2 separate regions of the Mus musculus genome follow, and region 2 is linked to region 1. Evidence: chromatin contacts called from ENCODE Hi-C or POLR2A ChIA-PET data. All regions are on one chromosome and are shown on one strand. Each heading gives the region's core, a stretch centred on a gene start or an enhancer-like site at or near the end of the contact. The rest is flanking DNA. Distances are from core to core; before and after follow the strand shown.

Region 1 (6,981 bases), core at 3,367-5,866:
TACAATTGTAATAAGTAAATTTGTAATAAGTGAGACTGGCAAGACACCCCATGAGACTCATAAGTTTTACCATTTTATTGACGAAGAATCTGAGATATTAGGAAAGTACATGATTGGATCAATTTATACACCTAGTGTCTGAGCCACTGTTTGAATTGGGCCACATCAGAACTGTCACTAAAGCCACAATTTGCACATACTTTCATGTGAACTAAGACATTTTATGTAGAGTAATGGAATTTGATTATCACCACATTCCCATCATCTAATATGGAAACTGATATTCACTACGAGAACACTTAGTGGGAGGCACTTCTCTACACTACACACTAAGCCAAACAGATCAATCAAACCCCTACAAGGAAGGATTCTACCTCACCCCATGTTACAGATGAAAAGACTGAGGTTCAGATTAAAATGAGTAGATTGCCTAAGATCACCTAGCTAGCAGGTGCAGGAATCAGGACTGAAAGCGAGAGCATTATCACTCCAGCTCCAGGACAGATGGCATTTTTTCTGGGGAATATAGAGCAAAGAAAGAGGCTGGAGAGATAGCTCAACAAATGAGGGATAGATATCCTTGTTCTTGCAGGCTGGAGGAGTTCAGTTCCCACTACCCAGCCCTGAGGGCCCAGACACACACACACACCTAAAAATAATAAATAAAACATAAATAATCAAAAAATCGCACAGGAAGATAACAAGAGTGTCTTCTGAGACAGGAAGGTGATTTGTAGAGGCTGGGCATGAGCAGCTGAGTGACACTGGAGGAAGCGTTCAGAGAAGAAAGTGCTGGAGGCCGCTCAGGCTGGGGCACTCATCTCCCACGGAGGAGAAAAGGGTGAGCATTGACAGCAATACCACCAGGCTGATATGGGGCATATGAGACAAAATGGATAAAACGTGATGACTCTCACTAAGAAAAAGTGAAGTTCCCAATCCATTTGTTCTGAGAAGAAATCTAAAGCTATTAAAGGACTTGGAAGAGGCGTGGTAATACCTCCCCCCCAAAAAAAAAATGATAGCCCACCATTGCCAAAGGACATATCACACTGGAAGAAATAACATAATCACTAGAAGAAAGAAAAAAAACCCGACTCAATGTTTTCAGTCTTCTTCTTTCCCTTAAACTGGCACTTATACTTCTGCATCCCTCGTGATTCTAAAAAAATAAAAACTTCCAATAGAGTGGAGGCTCGAAAGGGAGAGGTAATTAGCATGGCATGTCCCTCATTAGTTTTCACACCAGGACACCATGGTGTTCCTGGTCAGTTTGCATTCTTTCTCAGAACAAGAGCAAATCAGATGACGGGAAGTATCGTGGAATTCCATCCGAGTGAATACATAGACTGAAACCTAAAGTATATCGTAAAAGGAGAATCCGAAAATCCATTTGTCAGAGCCGAGGACAAAGGCAACGAACGATACCCAGACGTCTTTAAGTGGCATGTCTTAAAAGATGTATTCAGTGAGGAAAACTAAGTCTAATGGAATTTCCTCTCATTACTTAAAATAAACCAGGTCACTGAGATGGGGCTGCATTATGGGATTCTGTTCTTTTTGATTCCAGCTTCATTTCATCACACCATGAATTCCCTTGGAAATCCGTAGGCACCTTAGTCACTGTAACTCCGGCATTTCAGTATATGGACTTTTGTTTGATTCTAATCACCATCATCACCATCACCATCATCACCATCATCACCATCATCATCATGTGGGCACACTGCTCCCAGTTGTTTTTGTTTTTTGTTTATTTTTTTTTAAACTTATGTCAAGAGCTCTCAGGATGAAGTATCTTTGTGGCTATAAGCTAAAGGTGTAAAATATATTGCATGATCTGATGGAAAGTTTCATGCAGAAAACCCAGAAAAGGCCTAGCCTACACATATCAAAGCCAAGCTAACTTCCTAGATTACAGTAAAAATCTCTTCCTACTTCCCCAAACCACTGAAGTTAAATATACCTCGCTGTATTAAGTTCAGCTGTAACTACAACTGTAACATACATTCAACTGAACCATGACCCATTTTTTTTTTTTGTCTCAGAAGTGAAAGGGGAATTATGACAGTTATGAGACTTGCATTTTTTCCATTTCAAGATCCTTCTGAACAGATTTCAGCAAGGCCCCTCATGACATTTATTTGCTTTGCAACATATTTATCTATACCATTGCTTAGGAGACAGCATTTTAATAACTCGCTGATAACAATTATATTTTTCACCTACTTTTCAAAGGAAACAAAGCAAGAGGCTTTTGGCAAGGAAAAATGGTAATATGTAATATGATACCTAAGTCCAAAATTCAATTATAACTACATGCTATAACTACTTAGAAGACACCAACCATTCACACAACAAATACAACATTAACATATATAAATAAATGTGGTTTAAAATACCCACCCCTAGCAGAAAGCTTTTTGGTGTTGATAATTTTGGCAGCATACTCTTGTCCAGTAGGGATTTTCATACATCTTCTCACCACTGAGAACGCCCCCCTGGAAACCAATAATTAGCAAGTCGTCAGTATAATCAGATCTAGTATCCACTTGCAAACTCACAAATCTGAGCGGTTTCATGAACCTTTAGTGGTCTGTCAAATAGCAACATAATAAAAGCATTATCTAGAAAATAAACAATTCTTTCCTGCCAGCCCAGATCTTTTTTAATGTTGTGGAATGAAAGTCGTTTTTAATTGACTGGAAACACGCAGATTATTAATCAACAAAATAGAAGGTAATGCCAATTATGACCACTCTTTTTTGCACATGAAATTTGAAAACAATTTGTAATTCACACTCACAAAACACCAAATGCTCATAGCAAACCCTGCAAAGGACCGAGCTGGGGAACAGAAGAAAAAAAAAAAAAAACTGTTTATTTCGGTAGGAAACATAATTAACGTGGTTCCAACTAAGTAAATATGGCGATTGTTTTCATTAAAACATAAATCTCGAGCTCACTGGTGTGCTTTAACAGGTTCTGGGGTAAGGTGATTTCTCTCTGCCTGGTTTGGGCTTGGGGGGAGGGGAGAGATTTAAATTAAGCTGCTCTTCCGACATACTCCATGTTTCAACAGCAGATCATCTATAAAGATATCATTTTCATTTGATTTAAAAGTGCTCACACTTCCTTTTATGCAACTGTAAGGAAACCTACAGCACACACACACACACACACACAAATGCATCCCTTCCCTGATAGTGGAAATTAGCGATAGGTTTGGGGTTTGATGCTCGGTAAACCAACACTCCCTCCTGACTGAGTCTCTAGTTGCCCCTGTGCAGATCTTCAGTAGGTACCCTGTCCCTCCTTAACATCTCAAGGAAGTCCTGCCACTTCAGTGGAGGAGGTCGTTTTACACAAGCTAGGCTACCCTGGGGAAACGCTCTCTCGGGCTCTAGGGCTTTCCTCTGCCTGGATAAATAAATCCTCTCAGAGACGATGTACACCTAAATCCTAGAATGATGGTGAGCGACTCATCTTAGTGCAAAGAAGGATAGCGGATACATGGCAGGGACGTGGGTTCTGTTGGGTGGCCCTTTTCCTGAACGGAACAACTACTTGGATGCCGAACCAGACTCTCCACCAAGCCAAGTTGAACTTTCGGCATCGATAAATATGGCACCATCTCAGAGAGCGAGTGTTCTCTCGTTAGCTCATCCGAACCTGGGTCAGATCGCAGATACAGCGCGGGCTGAGCAAGAGACATCTATTTACCAAAAATGTGATAAATGTTGCATTTTACATGCATCTCCTTTCCTCTCCGAACACACATACACACACATTCGCACTCGCGTGCGCGCACACTTCTCAGGATGACAGCTACAACTGCAGAGATCATAAATTCACTAAGTCCCCCGTGGAGAGGTGGAGGACCCGAGAAGATGGGCTGGGAATTCGGAGCACCCGCCACAGTAGGGCAAAGGTTTCCTTCCCTGTGTGCCCCACCCGCACCAAGCCAGGGTCCGTCTCCCCGCCTCGGCCCGCAGGCTCTCTATCCCCACGAGGGAGACGAGGGGTCGTGGGGAGGAGGAGATGCCAGGCAGGGACGCTTACTTTCCGAGCTCCTCAAAGAGCTGATACTCGTCGGTGAACCGGGTGCAGGTGGTGGTCGAAGCCATGGCGGGGTCTGGACAGTGCGACGGGCGACACGCGAACAGACCTGGCTTCCCGGGACTGGCGCCGCCGCGCTGTCACCCGGGGCCGCCCTCACTTTCCGTGTCCGAAAGTAGCTCGCCGGCGAGGGAGTGCGCGCAGGGGCGGGGCGCGCGGGGCGAGGTGGCCAGACCAGCCCGCTCCGCGATCCCTTGTCCTCTCCTCCTCCCGCCGCGGTGGCCGGGCCGAGGGCTCCCGAAGGGGCGGGGGAGAGGTGTCAGGAGGGGTTGCCGCGGTCACCGAGGCCGCACGGAGAGCTCAACGCAGCGCCCGGAGTGGCGGGCGGCAGCGGCCGAGTGAACACCCAGCCGGTCGTTCCAGCGGGCAGAGGAGGCGCTGGTGGCCCGCGCTCCCTCCTCTCCACGGGGCCGCAAGGCTGGGAACCCGCGGGGCGACAGAGTGCGCTCGCTCGGCTCGGGCGAAGCTGGCAGCCGCGGCTCCTCCCCGGCGCCTCCTCCCTCCTCTCCCCGCCCAGCGAAGCCCCCTCCTCGGCGGCCCCACACCTCCCTCTAGCGACTCCAGCCGCGTCCCTTCGGGCTGCTCTCCCGCAGCCGTCTAGGGAGACCGAAGGGAGATGCGCGGAGCAGCAGGGAGCGCGCTTAAGGGGACGGGACTGAGATGTCGCAGTGACCCACGAAGGGCGGAAAGATGAGAGACCACTCGAAGCTCCCACAACCCGGATGCCTCTACCCGGGCGGGATGGCCGCGAGGCCGGGGAAGCCGAGAGAGGGAAGCAACCCTTGCATCTGGGCGCGGTTCGCGTTTACTGCTCCCAGACCCGGGTCCAACGTCCCCCGGCTCGCAGCTACTGCCTGGGGCTGCCAGCCTTGGCCACCTCTGCTGCGCCCGGCTGTCCCTTAGCTAGGGGCAAAGATGGTCAGGGCACCACGTTTCGCTTCAGTTTTTACTGTCACGTCTTCGCCCTTCTCTCCCCTTTTCCCGACTAGGGCGATCCCCATAAGCATTTGCTTGATCATAAACTCTAACATAATGAAACCCAAAAGTGCACCACTCTGCCACACCTTCCTTCCTCTCCAGAGTAACTCCCCTGTAACCTCAGCAAGTTCTGATAGTAAGAAGGCTTCTCGCGAGATGTCCCACGCCAGTGGCGAGGGGGTGGGGCGGTAGGAAGGTTGGCTGTGGGTCACGCGACCCAGAGGGGGCTGACGTCATTAGCGTCACGTGAGCGTGCCTAGCCTGTTTCGCGTTGCCGAGGGAGAAGGGAGAGGGAGGGTGGGAGTTCTTTACCTGCATTCTCAAAGAGCAGGCCAAGTAGGGGCACAGGAGTGTACTCCCTCAGTGGCTATCTGGAAAACCATTTAAGAGTTCAAGAACGTGTGTACAGTTAAGCATATCTGACACTGTTGCTTAAAAATTAGCATGGAGAAAAAAAATTAGCATGTAAGATGGGTTAAGGTGTAAGTGGTGGCTAAGATCATTTCTGAGCCTTCTTTTCACTTCTGAGTCTTTAATAAACGAGGCAATTGCAGATTTAGAGGCCTACGGAAAATAGAGACGCATCATGAACTTTTAAAAAATTTTCTTCAGACTGTTGCTTTTTGTTCTACAGCAGGAAACCATAAAATCCTGCATTTCTATTGCTTATGTGCTCGTGCTTAGAATCACATCGTGCACTTAAAATTTCACAGTGGGAAGATGATAGATAACTTTCAGTTAGGGAGCCTGTACATGCTTTTAGGGCGGCTATAAGTTACTACTTTGCAGGTTCTTTTATTCCCTGTTCTAAAGAATGCTGAGTGGCCTTTGAACTGAAGTACTCAGACGGCCATATAATTTTTAAATGCTTTTTTTTGTTATAGATTTTGCAAATATTACTCATACTTCTAATAGCCCTCTCCCACTCAACACAAGAAAATACTTTTTGAATTTAGTCATCATTCAATGTCTGCATTGTTTTGCCCATGAAAATGTCATTTACTGGCCTGTTTTACTATAATTTTCCCTTCAATTTTACTTACATCATTTGATATTCTGCCCACGCACTAGATTCCTAGTGCTGATTTTTGACGTTGCCAAGCACGTGGGATCAGCACACGTCCCGCTTTGTCTTGTATTGTTCCTACCTGGGGGCCTCTGCTGTTCAGTTGTCATTGTGGGACACCCTTGGAAGCTTATTGAAGTTCCTCTGTGGTTTTTATATAGCTTTGATTCCTTTTTGTTTTTAAAAGCAAATTTTGTTTTTTATGTCCTTAAATTTGAACATTTTTATTTGATTGGAATAGTCTCAGTGTGTCTCTCTTAAATGGCATGGAACTCACTATGCAAACCAGGCTGAGCCTCAAACTGAGAGATCCACCTGCCTCTGCCTCCCCAGCCTGTGACTAAAGGTGTGAAATACCATGCCTGGCTAAATTTGAACATTTTTAATAACAAAACTGAAATGAGCTTGGATCTTAAATCCTGGCAATAAAAGATAAGGATTACTTGGTATAAATGTAGTGACAAAGAAAGGAAGATGAAACTAAAAAGTTAAAAGGAGAAATAGTAGTGTTTAAGTATTAATAACCAAGCCAAAAATTGAAAGGAAGATATAATTTGGCCTTAACTAAACATTTTTAATATGTAGCTTAAATATATGGCTCTCGGTTATAATGGCATAACTTAATATTCTTTTCCAAATCCAAAAGTGAAAACAAAAATAAAATTTTAAAAATGAGCATAATAAATTTTTTACAACTAGGAAGAAAATTGTTTCTTAAATACCAATGCAGTGAAGTCTACATAATTACAGTATTTAACTCAGTTGTTTAAAATAATGGTAACTGTAAATGGTTAGAATAATTTTAAGTATAATAAAAA
Region 2 (7,623 bases), core at 3,846-6,345, 33 kb before region 1:
TAGGTTTCTAATGTGGCTTGTGAGAATCCCACAAGGATGGGCACCGCAGGATGCTCCAGTCCTGTGGCTGAACAAGGTTAAAGCACTCGAAAAATCCAACTTCTGTCTGATGTCTCTTTTCTTTATGAAGCAAGGCACTGAATTGCCTTTTCTACAGCCAACTTTAGCAGAATGAAGGGGATATGTATTAAATTCCCACTACTGAATCAGGTTTGCAGTCCTTGGATTAACCCAATTCATGTGTCCATTTATTTACAGTGGTGTATATTTTTATATGGATAATTCATATTTCAGGAGACTTCATATATATATACATATATATACGTGTGTGTGTGTGTGTGTGTGTGTGTGTGTGTGTGTGTGTGTGTGTGTATGTATGTATATTTGGTTTTTCACGACAAGGTTTCCTTTTATAGCCCTGGCTCTCCTGGAACTCACTCTGTAGAACAGGCTGGCCTCAAACTCAGAAATCTGCCTGCCTCTGCTTCCCAAGTGCTGGGATTAAAGGCAGGAGACACCACTGCCCGGCAAACTTTAAAAATTAATAGCGGAAAAAATAAACAGCCACCACAGTTCTGGAAGGATATGTAAGTCAATGTTCACAGAAACAGTGGCGTTCTTTGCTGAGTCAGACAGTTTGCCAAAGAGTACTTCAAACTAGTGATCCTCACAGGAGTCTGTAAGCCCTGAGTATATACATTAAATATGTGCACCTATTACATATCACGTACATTTCAATAAAGCCATGTTCTAAAAAAATAACTTTAACACTGTGGAGTCTTGTACACGGGAGGTAAAGCAGTCACAACAACAAAAATAAAATTTAAAATGTGGGTGAGAGTTCTCTAGATCAAAGTTATTTTGTTTTAAAAGAATGCTCTCTCTCTCTCTCTCTCTCTCTCTCTCTCTCTCTCTCTCTCTCCTTCTCCCCCACTTCTCTCTAAACTGACAAGATGAAACAAAGACCTTCCGTAAATAGTTCACAAGTCGCTTCTAATAGCGATGAATGCGCTGAACGGTGTTAATCTGCTTAGAACAAACCGCTCTTAGCTGTAGCACAAGTACAGCTTCTTGAATGCCTATGGGTGCTGGGTGTACCTTTTGTCACTTGCATTGCTGACAATTTAATTTTTATACAGCATTTATACATCAATGTCTTCTATTAGGGAAGACACTTTAAAAGTAATGTTTCACTAAAGTCTGTGTGGTTGTACCATCAATTCTTGCCTTAATTCAGGAAAGAATCCCATGGGTTCTGTTTTCACAATGTATCAAAATCTAACACTTCTCTCTCCTACCTCATAACAAATCACTATGATCGCTTCTCTGGGTTATTTTAGTTCCTTCCCTAGTCTGTGTATACATTGTATAGTCTCAGAAGTCACTATATTTTCTCGCTTATATGAACAAAGTGAATCTATCGCTCTGTAAAAAATACTAAAGTGGAAATTCAGTGCTCTGAGCTGTTTTTATAGACACTGTTGATAGGAACAGTGTGCCCTTAAATCTCCCAGGCCATCCCCCATTACATTTACCAAATAAAAATTAAGCAAGAAATGGACAGAACAGTAAAAACTCAATGTTCCTTAAGCGCTAAAGAAATAAATTCATAAAACTTACTTTTATTCAAAGGAATGCCAACAAAGAATTCACAGGTATCCAGTGTGTATACAATGTATACACAGGTATACTGCCCCTCCCCCGCCCATGCAAATACAGCATCCTTTTTCTCTTTACTTCCCAGTATAGCTTTACTTGACCACTAAGCTTAATATTCAGTTTTATTTGGTAAAATGTTGATAATCAACCCCTTGAGTAGCCACCCCCTTGGGTGTCGAAGGACCCTTTCATGGGGTCGTATATCAGATATCCTCCACCTCTGATATTTACATTCTATTTATAACAGTAACAAAATTACAGTTTTGAAGTAGCAATGAAATAATTTTATGGTTGAGGTGGCCACAACACAAGGAACTGTGTTAAAGGGCTTCGGCTTTGAGTGGACTGAGAACCACCAGTCTAAGAAGGACTCTTTATAATCTAAGTGTGAAAAGTGAAAAACTATCACTGTTCATTGTTGCAAGGGAGCACATCTGAGGCTGGGTCTTCACACTGAGGACCAAGAACAGCTGGTCCTTTTGAACACCTATACCAGATGCAGTGACATCACACCTGCCCTTCACGTGCATCCCACCCCCCCACCCCCCCGCCCCAGCCTATGAGTCTCACTTCATATAGTGTAATGAATATACCTGGACTGATTTTTCCTAAAAACTCTTTATACTTAAAAATAGTATAAAAAATTTGAGATTAGACTGTAAGCAGATAACACAAAGTTCAAGAATTAGAGACAAAGAACTCACAAAACCTAAGTGGCTAAACTTAAGGGCTAAGTGAGCTCCTTAAGCCTGGAGCGATGTCTTGAATTCCTCAATGGGCCATTATGAAGATCTGATGAAAATCTTTGTTTAAAAGGTGGGTCACGCTTCTGGAATTCTGTCTTCCACTCCCCACCCCTACCCCATACCCAGGAAAGCTTGGAACTGATCGACACTTCCCCTATTACTGGCTCCCTGACCTAGATTGGATGCACCATGCCATCTGGCGCACTGAAACCTCCTTGGGAAGGACTGTGTGGCCTCTGCCTCTGCGAGGCACGCTAGAGACACTCTAACCATGAAAATAAAATGCTGAACCAATCAGGTTCAATTTAGAAATTGTGGCACGAATACCATCAGAATTTTTAGAAAAACATGAGTTTCTGTGTCCTGTGGCATAAGCTTAATCTCAATATTATCAAAATGTGCACAAACATTTTAAGACTATGGCTAAATGCACATATATTCATTTGCTAGGCATAGGGGAGAAAGCTTAATTCCATTAATAATGCATAATTTCATCAAAGAACTTGAAATTAATATTTAAGGAAACCTTTCATTCCAGCAAGCACTTCTTGCTTAAACCAAAACCCGAAGCCCACACATTCCTCCCTTCTTTGCTACAGTTCTGTTCCCATTTCTGACTTATACCAATAGGTGATACCTGGATTGAAAGTCACTTACATTATGTATGAGGAATAATTCTTATCAATTAGCCACATATTGCAAACAACGCACAGATGTGACAGATTACTTCATAGGTAGAGATGCTAAAACCTAGCTCTAGTGTAGGAATTTAAAATCAAAACAATACATATTTTAATATTAAAGTAATATCAAATGCCATGGGCCCCAAAACATTAATCTCTGCTACAGATCTTTAAAAAAATAATTGTGGAGCTCCATTCTGCTAAGTTAATGGTAGTTTTAATCCTAGCAGGAGGAAAAGTGAACCATTTATGGGAAATAGACATTGATTTCATGAGATACACACAGGAGTCCGCACGCACGCATGGAGTACTTTTTATTTGGGAAGAAGGTAGTCATCAAAGTCAGACTAGTATTTGAGGAACGGGGCACCTTTGGAGAGCCACTGAACAGGGAGGTGGGAAGGAAGCAAGAGCACAGATGGACTGGGAGGAGCGTTTGCGGCAGAACTCACCCTGGCTCGGGATAGACAGAGACCGCTTATTGAGCACGCACCTCAAGCCAAACCCTGTGCTCAGCACCTGACAGGGCTCCTGATGGCACCCTGCAGGGCACACCTGTCACATCTCCAAAAGACAAGTGTCACACCACTCAAAGACAAGTGCTCTGGATGATTATCGCCACCGAAAAGCTCACCCTGGAAGTGGTCCTTCTCATTAGCTCTGCTGGGCCCTTTACTGATATTCAAAGAATGTAGCTTTGCTCACCATTTAACCCCAGGGCCTTTCTGAGTGCTTTCATCTGCATAGGATTGTTTTATACGTGGTGACTTATAATACTAATAATTGCAACATGATTTACCAGGTAGCCAAACTATACTATGAGAAGTCAGATGCTATTATAAAAGATATATATAATATTAGTCAAAGAACTGTACAGTTTTTGAAAGCTGAATTTCCGTAGACCCGAAGGCAATGCTGAAAGTCTAACTGGTCCTGTTGATGTCTGGAGGCAAACTTCGCCCACTTCTCACTGGCAACAGCCTCTCGAGCATCAAGTAATGTTTTCAGAGAATCACTGTTTCAATAGCTTTGAAAAGGGACCCATTCCCTCTCGTGAGGGAGGTAACTGCTAATACAGTCCAGACTATTGGACAATACAGATATAGCTACATCTGTAGATCAGTAGGTTCAGTAAAGACCACAAAAAAATTAACCTTTGTTATTGTAACCAAAACAGTAACAGGTTGCATTCTAAAGAAATGTATAAACTGTTGTTAAAACTTCAGTGAAAATGAAAGAAGCCAAGATAGATCTTATTAGCTCTAAAAAAGGGTGTGGGGATGTAAAATTAGACAAAAGATTGCCTGACTAAGGCACAGTGGACAGGACAGGGAGGAGGTCACATAAGTGTGGACAAAACAACTGGATAAACACAGAAGAAAACTAGCCTTGACTTTCACCTCCACTCACAGGCAGAAATGAATTCCAAATGAATCAAAGGGGGAAATACGGAGCTCAAGTGAGTCTTCAAGGAAAACCCAAAGGAAAGTCTCTGAGACTCTGAGGCAGACCCAGGGCCCCAAAACCCTCTCATAGCCGTAGCTGTGAAGGCAGAGCTGACAAGCTAGACTTAACATTCATCTGAAACATCTCTGCTCATCAAAGCCGCACTGCTAGGGCAAAGAAAAGGCAAAGCAAGCTGAGGACACAGTGCATCTAACAGGAAACAGCGTTGATATCGAATGGGGAAGTCTTAGAAATAGCTAACGAAAATCAAAGAACTTATAAACACCATAGACGATTTTAAATACACACACACACACACACACACACACACACACACACGATATACTAAGGACCAACAAACACATCGAAAGCTATCCAACATCATGTGTCTTTGTGGAAAACAGTATTAAAGTCATCAACGAGAATGGCTAAAATAAAGTGCCAATACCCAGTGTGGGTGTAGGTGCGAGCAGCTGTGGAGCACACAGGCCGCTGATAGGAAAGCTGGATGGGACGGCTCTCCGGAGAGTCACTGGACAGCTTCCAGAAAAGGGGAAACACGCAGCTGGCCCCGTGCTCTGGCAGTTCTCCTCCCAAGTATTGCCCCAATAGAAAAGAAACATAGCCGTGAACTGAAATGCGCCTAACACCTCCATTCAGAAACTATCTTGGGTCAGGACATAGCTAAATGTCTCAACATATGAACGTCTTTGTTAACAGAACTATGTGTGAGCAACAAAAAGTAAAATAAAGTAACAGACTAAAGTAACAGACTAGTTTCCAATTTTCTTTTGTTTCTATGCCCGTCACAGGAAATCCATGAGAGACAAACCAACAAATACTGACAGAAATTAAAAGCTGTTGTCTATAGGGTAGAAGGATTTGGGGGAGAACTCATAGGAAATGACTCCCAGGAACATTCTCTTGAAGCAGAGATGGTCTATACTTAGTTTGGGGAGGTAGCTAACAAGGATGTACAAATGCCAGAATTCATCAGATTATATTTAACATCTGTGCATTTTTATATTTAAATTATATCTCAATAAAGATACGCTATGCGGTTCTTTTTTAGCATTCTGGGATAGCAGAAAGAACTAAGTACAACGTCTTCGGGTTACATAATTTCTTTTTGTGACCTTGGAAAGTTCCCCCAACTTCTCTGCTACTGGATTCAAGTGACAGCATTGTGGTGGCTAAGAACAGAAAACACGACAATGCACGGAATAGACTGCTAAGATATTTTCTCTATTATTATTAATTCATTACTAATCAAAGCTTTCTAAATAACTTGCCTAACACAATCACAGCTAAGAACACATAGGATTCTTCATCTAAAACTAATTTCCTGCCACAGTAAGTTACAACAAAAAGCCTCTTCTGACACTATACTTGTGATCATTAAAACAGTAATTATTGTAAAATTGCTTTTCAATGGACAATGGAACAATAAAGAATTTCATTTTGAAGCCACAATAACTTTAGATTATTTTTAAAAAGCAGAACTCTCAGCTAAGTCAGCATTGTCTCATCTTGTAGCAAGCACTTCAGATTCTTGGAATTTTTAACACTCAACTGAGCTGGCTCTAGGGCTTTTTCCTGATCTACTGCCCTGGAGAGCCAGTGATTGTTGTATAAACATGAGTTAAGCATATTGTGCCCTGCTTAAATGACTTCAATGCAGGATGCTCTTTTTTGGCTTTTTTCCGCTGACACAGGGTCTCACTATGTTCCAGGACCAGGCTGTTCTTGAACGCTCACTGTAGATGAAGCTGGCCTTGAACTCACAGGAAGATCTGCCTGCCTCTTCCTCCTTTGTGCTGGAATTAAAGGCATGTGCCATGATGCCTGGCTCTGAATACTGTTCTTTAGCTCCAGACTTCTTACCATGATCCCCTAGGCCCTGCTACTGTGGCACACGCACACACACACATACATATAGGCAACTTCAGTCGGTCTCTTCCAAGCAGACTGGTCGTGCCTGAGCTACACTGGCCCTTTCTTTTCTTTCAGACTGTAAATTCTGTCCTATTTCCCTTGAACTACACACTTCTCATGTTTCATGTGATTTTGCTTCTTCTTCCTCATTCTCATAGACAACTCAAATGTCATCCTCAGAGAGTCTTTTCTGATGATTCTATCTAACAGTAACTTTCCTATGACATTATCTGATAATAGATGCTTTGATGTCTTTTCTAGACTGAATGTTTTATGTTTCCTCAAAGTTCAAACGTTTAGATCCTAGTGCCCAGAGAGATGGGGAGAGCATGTTGATGAGGTCATAAGCACGTGACCTTCAAGAATGAGGTCACTGCTTTTAGAAAAGGGACCACAGAAAGCTCCTGTGCACTTTCTACCAAGGAAGAATATGAGACAGAAAGCTATCTGTAAACTAGAAAGTCGACTCATGAAACACCAAATCTACTGACATCTTGACCTTGAATTTCCTAATCTCCAAGGCTATGAGAGAGAAAGCTTATTGTTTATTAGACATCTTATGTGTGGTATTCAGTTCCAGTGGCCCAAAGGTACATGTTTTTAACAACTCTACACATGTTTGGTTTCTTTCTCCAGAAAGTTACAGCTTCATGGGTCACAACTTTTGTTCATCTATAGCATTCAACATTCCTTGAGGACAGCAAACATTCATATAAATGTTGTGTAATAAGCGCATATACTGTAAAAGAAAGGAAGGAAGGAACGCTAACTTTTTAGAATGTGATTTGGCAACTCTTTTTCTAGAATACTTGTGTAATTGCTCTGTTTATTTTTTGTTCATGGTAGGGAGGAGTTGGTAAGGAGGAGCTGTCTCTCCTGTTCGTGGTCATTTGATTTGGTAGGGACGGGCTGCTTCTAAAAGCTATGAGTAGTTTTCTAAGATGAAAACACCTTGCATGAATGACAGCAAGTCTTTTCTACATTTTAAAAATATTTCGCTGAGAAACTCGCAAATAGTATTAGCTATCTATCTCATATTTCAACTTTTCTGGGTAAAGTACCTTCTGCCAAAATGCAAACACCTATCGCAAGGGGGAACATGTTTCTTCTATAAGTTCATCAATACCCACAACTGTATTGTCATAGAGCCAGGC

Evidence for each region. Hi-C counts contacts between places; a loop is a spot of excess contacts on that map. ChIA-PET counts read pairs that join two places held with the same protein, here RNA polymerase II (POLR2A).
Region 2: a map of heart shows a loop between it and region 1 (2.0-fold over the local background). The contact joins the enhancer-like site here to the promoter of Camk2d in region 1. A Hi-C loop is called at or near these places in 2 of 37 maps with a recorded cell type or tissue (both heart). POLR2A ChIA-PET finds 5 or more read pairs at or near these places in 1 of 5 experiments (Patski).

The regions. Positions count from the first base shown.
Region 1 is chr3:126,594,586-126,601,566 of GRCm38, reverse strand. Camk2d (calcium/calmodulin-dependent protein kinase II, delta) reads right to left here and starts at 4,616. Exons shown (of 21, transcript NM_001346635.1): 1 at 4,063-4,616; 2 at 2,407-2,501. The coding sequence starts at 4,127.
Region 2 is chr3:126,627,748-126,635,370 of GRCm38, reverse strand. The region is part of intron 2 of Camk2d (calcium/calmodulin-dependent protein kinase II, delta); the gene reads right to left. Among named protein-coding and RNA genes, the nearest start is that of Camk2d, 35 kb to the right of the region's middle. Within about 2 kb of position 5,095, at least 1 of the 3 ENCODE cell types and tissues checked has a DNase peak (open chromatin) inside an H3K27ac peak, as active enhancers do; it is heart, where a contact is called at or near this core.